Linked DNA regions of Homo sapiens: region 2 is linked to region 1. Evidence: chromatin loops called from intact Hi-C (ENCODE). Cell type or tissue: breast epithelium. All regions are shown on one strand.

What was found. Peaks named below come from ENCODE experiments on the same cell type or tissue, not always from the same donor. Only the 100,000 strongest peaks of a DNase experiment are listed, where the experiment ranks them.
Region 2: it touches region 1 in a loop (4-fold over the local background); 1 of 110 quality-filtered maps calls a loop at or near these places.

What each region holds. Positions count from the first base shown.
Region 1 is chr6:134,265,779-134,269,778 of GRCh38, reverse strand. The region is part of intron 1 of SGK1 (serum/glucocorticoid regulated kinase 1); the gene reads left to right. Among named protein-coding and RNA genes, the nearest start is that of SGK1, 50 kb to the left of the region's middle. In breast epithelium, no CTCF peak of the experiment used is centred here; a DNase peak (open chromatin) is centred at 1,614; H3K27ac peaks cover 628 bases.
Region 2 is chr6:134,593,199-134,597,198 of GRCh38, reverse strand. No RefSeq gene overlaps it. Among named protein-coding and RNA genes, the nearest start is that of LINC03002, 55 kb to the right of the region's middle. In breast epithelium, no CTCF peak of the experiment used is centred here; no DNase peak of the experiment used is centred here.

The sequences.
Region 1 (4,000 bases):
GCTTCCAGGAGCCTTCTCCTAAATTACACTCATGCCGTAACTAACCTGCTAGCATGCACCCTCTGGGAGAGGCATAGGCATGCAGGTCTCTTACTTTCTCTCTCTCTTTTTTTTTTTTTTTGAGACAGAGTCTCACTCTTTCATCCAGGCTGGAGTGCAGTGGCACGATCTTGGCTCACTGCCACCTCCGGCTCCTGGGTTCAAGGGATTCTCCTGCCTCAGCCTCCCTAGTAGCTGGGATTACAGGTGGACGCCACCATGGTGGCTAATTTTTGTGTTTTCAGTAGAAACGGGGTTTCACCATGTTGGCCAGCCTGGTCTTTAACACCTGGCCTCAAATGATCCACCTGCCTCGGCCTCCACCTCACCTGGCCTCCCTTTTTATAATCTATTGACCTATCCAAGTAATTTCACTAGAAAACTGGGCTGACTCTCTCGAAATTGAAAGTTATTGAGGCGTCAAGTAAGCAAAGTCAGTTCTCTATAATTAAAAAAAAAAAATGCCTGTTTGGAAATTACAGAAGGCAACTTCAAGCTCTCTTGGCTTTTTAAGAGAGTCAGCTCTTCCCCCTAAAAGGACGGGGGCCAATGAGAGTAGGTGTTGCCACCTGAGTTCACACCTAAGTACCTAAACTCTCTATAATTTTCCTGTATCGGTTGATATCATTATCAGCTAAACTATTTTAAATTAATAGTAATATCTGTTTGCTCTTAGATAATAGGAAAAAACCACAAGTGGAAAATCCCTAGAAGCCAGCCAATCTCTTTAATCACATCTGGCAATTTTCTAGACTGAGGGATTGCTTTTGGATGGCTTTTTTTTTTTTTTTTTCCAAGTAAAGACATTAATAAAACCAAGGTGGACTGGATTTAGCAAAGAATTTGGTTGAATATTTTGTTTACCCACTGTTCACTCAGTTTCTGTCTAGTTAAATGAAGGGCCTTACTGGTTCACCCCGGTATCTGTAGAGGTAGTTGCTTCTAAAAGTCTGGTGTGGTTTGGAGAACAGTCTCCTATAAACCCCAAGTGAGGGAATTTTTTTTTTTTTTTTTTTTGAGACAGAGTCTCGCTCTGTCGCCCAGGCTGGAGTGCAGTGGCGCGATCTCAGCTCACTGCAAGCTCCGCCTCCCGGGTTCACGCCATTCTCCTGCCTCAGCCTCCCGAGTAGCTGGGACTACAGGCACCCTCCACTACGCCCGGCAATTTTTTTTGTATTTTTAGTAGAGACGGGGTTTCACCGTGTTAGCCAGGATGGTCTCGATCTACTGACCTCGTGATCCGCCCGCCTCCTCCCAAAGTACTGGGATTACAGGCATGAGCCACAGCGCCCGGCCTGGGAATTCTTGATTTATTCAGGATAAAGAGGATGTCTCACCCCGTCTATGTTTGTTTACAATGCGCTTCACAAACAGTTGTGTAGCTCTGAATAAAACTAGGGCCCAGGTGGCCCAGGAGGCCCAGGAGCCCAGGCTGCCGCTGGCATCCGGGCATTCGTGTTTCTCGCACACACAGCTGCTGCAGCTCTCCTCCAGCCATTGTTATGAAGGGCTCCCAAAGCCACTCACAGTCAGCTACTCCCTCCAGTAAAGCAATCCGCAGCCTGAGGAAACACAATGGGCCAGTTGTAGCTTGAATTCCCCGAGGGGCCGTGGGAGGATTTCTCTACTCAGCAGTTTTGAAGGGCACCTTGCCTAACTCCTGTGCATTCACTGGGTCGGTCCAGCCACTCTCTCAAGAGCAAGCAAACATCGTAAACTCTGTCCTTAATTGGGCCTGTAAAAATCACTTGTGAGGCTTCAAAGCTGGTGAAAAGTGTCAAGGAGTCATAAAGAAGGGACACGTTGAAGCCAGTATAAGGACTAAGCCAATGGAGACAAAACCTTTTTAAGACAAAGCATGCAGTAAAATTCAGCAACAGTCCGGTTAGAAATGTGTTGCTGGATTCATTTTTGTAAGTAACACTTTTTCTCTGATGCTTCTGGAGAAAGGGAGTATTTCTCCATATCCCTTGCTACATTCTGTGTGGACAGAGAGGGAGTATCCGATAGTATCCTGGCTCATACTGTTTAAAATTGAGCCCTCCACCCGCAATGATCCTGATCATTCATATGCTTTATTTTCCTTCTTACTTATAGTTTACTTATTTTATTAAATAAATAGTATGTCCCTTTAATAATTTTATTCTGGCCAGGTGTAATGGCTCATGTCTGTAATCCCAGAGCTTTGGGATGCCAAGGCAGGAGGATCACTTGAGACCAGGAGTTCAAGACCAGCCTGGGCAACATAATGAGACACCGTCTCTCCAAAAAATAAATAGCCGAACGTGGTGGCGCGCATCTGTAGTCCCAGGTAACTGGGAGGCTGAGGCGAGAGGATAGCTTGAGCCTAGGAGCTCTTGGTTGAAGTGAGCTATGATCGTGCCACAGCCCTCCAACAAAGGGAATAGAGTGAGACTGTATCTCTGTAAAAAAAACCAACCAAACAAACAGAAAAGTCACTATGAACATATTCAGACTGTAACATATTAAAAAAAAGAAAAAGAAAATATAAAAATAAAAAACAAAAAGAAATAAAAATAACATGAAAAAAGAATATTTAAAAAAAATTTTATTTTGTTGGCCATAACTCAAGCTCTAGAGTGCGGGTGTTCAGGGAGTCAGGGGAGATATACATTTCAAGATACAAAGATTCTTAGTCCAGGCATACAACTTACAAATATATTTGAATAGATTTATCATCTGTTTAAATCCTGTTCACAGTAACCCTAAAGTTAAATCTACTTGGCAAAAGAGACATTGAAAGTAAGCCAGAGTAAAAAGATTGATTTTAAACTACAACGTTGGAGACAAAGCAAGAACAGTTACCAGACTTCAAGCCCAAAACTATCTGAATAAGAATAATAAAAAACATTATCCATCTCTAATGAAATTGAACACTTTTTAGACTGATCAAAAACACATTTAGTACTAACATTAAGAAGATACATTCTATTGGAGTCTCAAACTTTTAAAGTTTCATTTAGACTTCCATTAATGAATCAGCGAAACATTCTTAATATACCTACTAACATGCTTAAGGGGCCCTATAGTGACAGAAATATTTAAGGAAACCCAAAATTTTAACTTTAGGATAGTAAACTCAAAAAGATATTTTATTTTTTTTGAGACAGAGTCTCCTTCTTTCACCCAGGCTGGAATGCAGTGCCATGATCTCAGGCTCACTGCAACCTCTGCCTCCGAGGTTCAAGCCGTTCTTCTGCTTCAGCCTCTGGAGCAGCTGGGGTTACGGGTGTGCACCACCACGCCCAGCTAATTTTTGTATTTTTAGGAGAGTCAGGGTTTCACCATGTTGGTCAGGCTGGTCTTGAACTCCTGAGATCAGGTGATCCACACGCCTCAGCCTCCCAAACCCAAAGTGCTGGGATTACAGGTGTGAGCCACCACAACCGGCCTCACAAAGATATTTTAAATGGCTATTGAAAAGAGTACATATAGGCCAGGTGCAGTTGCTCACGCCTGTATTACCAGCCCTTTGGGAGGCTGAGGTGGGTGGATCACCCGAGATCAGGAGTTCAAGACCGGCCTGGCCAACATAGCAAAACCCCGTCTCTACTAAAAATACAAAAATTAGCTGGGCGTGGGGGCACGGTGCCTGTAATTCCAGCCACTCAGGAGGCTGAGGGAGGAGAATCACTTGAACCAGGGAGGAGGAGGCTGCAGTGAGCTGAGATCGCGCCACTGCACTCCAGCCTGGGTGACAATCAGAGACTCCATCTTAATAAATATAAATAAATGAATAAAGAAATAAATAAATAAAGCAATTAAAAGACACTTGTGGCTGGATGTGGTAGCTCACGCCTGTAATCCCAGCATTTTGGGAGGCTGAGCTGGGAGGGGAACACTTGAGCCCAGGAGTTCTAACCAGCTTGGCTTGACCAACATGGTGAGACTCTATTTTTTAAAGAAATGTATATATATATATACATTTATGATTCTGATA
Region 2 (4,000 bases), 330 kb before region 1:
GGGGACTTGGGGGAAAGAGTGGGAGTGGGGCGAGGGATAAAAGACAACTAATACAGTGCAGTGTATACTGCTCGAGTGATGGGTGCACCAGGATCTCACAGATCACCACTAAAGAACTTACTCATGTAATCAAATACCACCTGTACCCCAATAACTTATGGAAAAATAAAATAAAATACTAAAAAAAAAGAGAATACTTAGAGCTCTACTCCAGACAAAGACATTGATTATGGAGTGTGTTGTAGTCTCAATCACAGCTTTTTTAAAAAAAGAATATGAGATTCTTCATCTTGATTAATAGCTCACAGCCCTATGTTCAAAGAAATAAGTTGTCTTCCACTATTAATAGAGTTTAGCCTCCTCTGACATGTTTATTTGAAAAGTCCCAAGTCTAGGTTATATGGATAGATGTGAGTGCAACTGCCCAGCAGGAGCCATGCAGTGTCCACACCCCAAAGGTGTGACAGGCACAATAGAGATGGAAGAATGGGGCCTGGGGTGGGGGGGTGCAGGGGTGCTAACTTCTCTCCTTCCTACGGCTTTTAGTTAAAGCTCAAAAACCCAGAATTTCTCCAAATTCCCAAAATAGGAGTACTTGCTCAGTAAATACTGTAGATTTAAATTTGATCTGAGAGTGTTTCCACTTCCACATGCCATATTTGCTTCTCCCCTGTCAAATAGCCAGTGGTGAGTACATGTGTCACTTTAAACAGCTAATAGAAGTGTCTGTCAATATGTCTGTGCCAAATGGCTCAGCAATAGCCAAGAGCTAAGAGCAAGCTCTAAATACAAATGGCTGAGTTAGGGTGGCAGCCACTGGGCAGTCAGTATATCCCTAAGTGGAGTGCCTTTCCACTCAGCATCTAGATCCACTGCGCTGCAGGCACAGTTCAGAGGAGCCCTCAGGGAGTTGCTACAAGATGAATTATCATTAGAATCCCTTGGGCTTCCTGGACAAGTTGTCTTGTGTGTAAGGCTGAAGGCATGGGTCAGCATATGAGCAGGACATTTCGCTGCTAGAAGAGTCCTCTCCTCAGAATCTTGTCCTTGCAATGCATCAACCCCACTGCCTTCGTACTTTTTTGAAATGGAGTCTCAATCTTGGCTTTTGTCACCCAGGCTGCAGTGCAGTGGCGTGATCTCGGCTGACTGCAGACTCTGCCTCCTGGGTTCGAGTGATTCTCCTGCCTCAGCCTTCGGAGTAGTAGCTGGGATTACAGGCATGTGGTACCACGCCCAGCTAATTTTTGTATTTTTTAATAGAGATGGGGTTTCACCATGTTGGCCAGGTTGGTCTCGAACTCCTGACCTCAGGTGATCCGCTCACCTTGGCCTCTCAAAGTGCTAGGATTATAGGTGTGAGCCACCGCACCTGGGCTGCCTTCCTACTTAATACCCACTCTCCAGGGAAGTCAACAATGCCTGTTTGGTGGGGAGTCAGTAGGTTCTCGACCTGAAGAAATGCTGCTGGAAAACCATCTAGCCCTTCAGTAAAGGAGGAAAAACTCACATTTCACACTGCACCCACTTGACCCACATGGGGTGAGAGCTCTGTGTCCCAGTAGAACTAAGGGTCTTGGGTACCTGCTTCCAGTCTCTGAACTTAGGACCACTTGGTACTTTAGAAGACAGAATACTGGCTCAGCAGGCTCAGGTGTAGCTCCCTGTGAGGGCTCTTTTGGGTGAACTTGCTCATTAAGTGACACTCGAAGCAACCTGTTTAGCTGAGCAGGGTCCTCTGCGTGAGCGGTTGGTGTTGACTGCCATAACTGCCTGACTTCCCTCCAACTTCCATCCTTTGTTATTGGACACATTCTAACATGAGGCCTAGACGGTCTGTCACACATGATTGTGCCATTGAACACTATATAAAGAAGCCCTTCAGAGTAGACACATGGGCTCAAAGCCCGCCCAGCCTCCTCAGGCAAGGTGTGTGCCCTGGTGCAAGGTTGCTTCCACCTGGCAATGTCATCATCACCTTCCAAAGGCTGATGCCCTGAAGCTGACTTGTGATCAGAGGGCTCTTCCTGTATTCACACAACTCCTTAGTCCTGCTTTATCTGACTCCCAACCCCTAAGCCTTGCCCTCCTTCCCAGCACCCTGCACCCAGCCCAGGTAGTCAGAAACAGGAAGTGGAGTCTGTGGTAGGAGTGTCAGGCTCCCCCTACCCTGCAGCCAGCCCCCAGCCCCCACAGAGCATGGGACGAGAGGGAGTCATGAGGACCCACCTTTAAAAACATTGTGTTGGATTTCTGTTTTTAACCTTCTTTATATTTGCTTCTTAACTTATCTCCTTTTCTTTGTCTACCTTATTCAACACATTTAATAGACACCACTGACCTCCTATTGTAGGCAAGGATCTCAGCTAGGCCCTATGAGTAACACAAAGATGGATAAAGTAGGCGCAGTGCCCTGGGAACTCACTAACTAATTTTTCTGAAAAGTTAAATAAAAATGCAGCCTTTTCCACATTGCTAAACCTGCTTTGGAGCCTGATTCACTGGATTTGACTAAAGTTTGAGTTAGACTATGAATCAAGCAGGTTCTTGAACACCAGATTGATTTCCTATGGAAGAAGAGAAGGTTTGGGAGTACAAGACCAACTAAACTGCACAAAATGAATTATAAGTCATCTGCTTTTTATTCTCTTAAACATAGAAATGTTACCAGCATTTTAAAAAGACAGCAATAATCTGAAAACAGGAAAATATGACAAGGACAAAAATTACAGGGGGAAAAGGATGCATGAGATTTTCAAGACTTTAAATTCTCAAATGATGGATTGAGGCCTATGGACATACAAGGGATTCCTACTGGAAGTACATTAGGCCAACTCAAAAAAAAAAAAAGCTATTTTTGTGTGTAACTGTAAAAAGGCCCCAATATATTGTAGGCCCCTCATCCAGGAGTGTTGCACAAGATGTAAAAGCCTGACCCAGGGTAGCAGATCATGGGCCTGTCTGCCCACATGACACACGGTTCCCTGTGTGCCTCTCGGTCATCGTCACCGAGGTGGGTCAGAGGTGACCTATGGGACATATCTGCTTCATCTCAGTTTTCTGGGCGCTTCCATTCTTTCTTGGGATGAGCCATGGGGCTGGATGTGTCAACTCCAGTTCACAAAGAAAGGACCTGTCTGTCTCCACACTGGGCCTGACCTCACAAATGTTTATTCATGAGGCTGATCAGCACGGCTCCAGCCTCTTTCTATTGCCTGTTTGTATGGAATAGTCCAGAACTTCCCTTTTTGACAAGAACATTACTCATGCTTTTCATCTTCCTAACGTAAGTTCTGCCAATGCAGTGACCATTTTTATGAGTTGGTGAAGGGTGCTCTTACACATTTTGGGGTGAACTCCCTGCTGTCCTGTGCTTTTTGCCATAGAACACCTTTTTAAAAAATTGTGATAAATCCACTTCCTTTTCTTTGACTGTGGCAAGACCAAACTTGAGCTTGTACTTCTGCAGTGACGTTAAGAAGAAAAACAAATCTCATTTAGTCACTTGTGATTTAAACACACGTACACACAAGGAGTAAAGGCCAGGTGCAGCTAGCATTTATTTCTCTGGAGTTGACAGGCTTCAGAGATGATCGTAATGTGATGACATCTTACAAATAATGCATGACCTCCACTTTTCCAGACACTGCAGCTTTATGATTGATGATCAGCTCTGCCTCCCTCACCTGTTATTATTCCCTTTGTTGAGTGCTTGTCTATGAAAAGATTTCACTTTTAAGACATGCAGTGCCTAAAATTAAGAACAGCAAACTTCATCTTCTCTTTTTTGAGCAGGGGGATGTATTTTAAATGCCTAAGGCCAGATAACTTTGATTTTAGAGGGAAGCATTGTACAACCTAGGAAGGGAAAGGCAAAGCCTGGTCTAGCTCCAGAATGGCAGAGCAGAAACTCTTCAGCCCAAAAACTGCTGAGCAGCCTCAAAGCTGCACACCTCCTCCCGGGACCCTGGCAGGAGGTACAGTACAGGTCAAGAGTTCA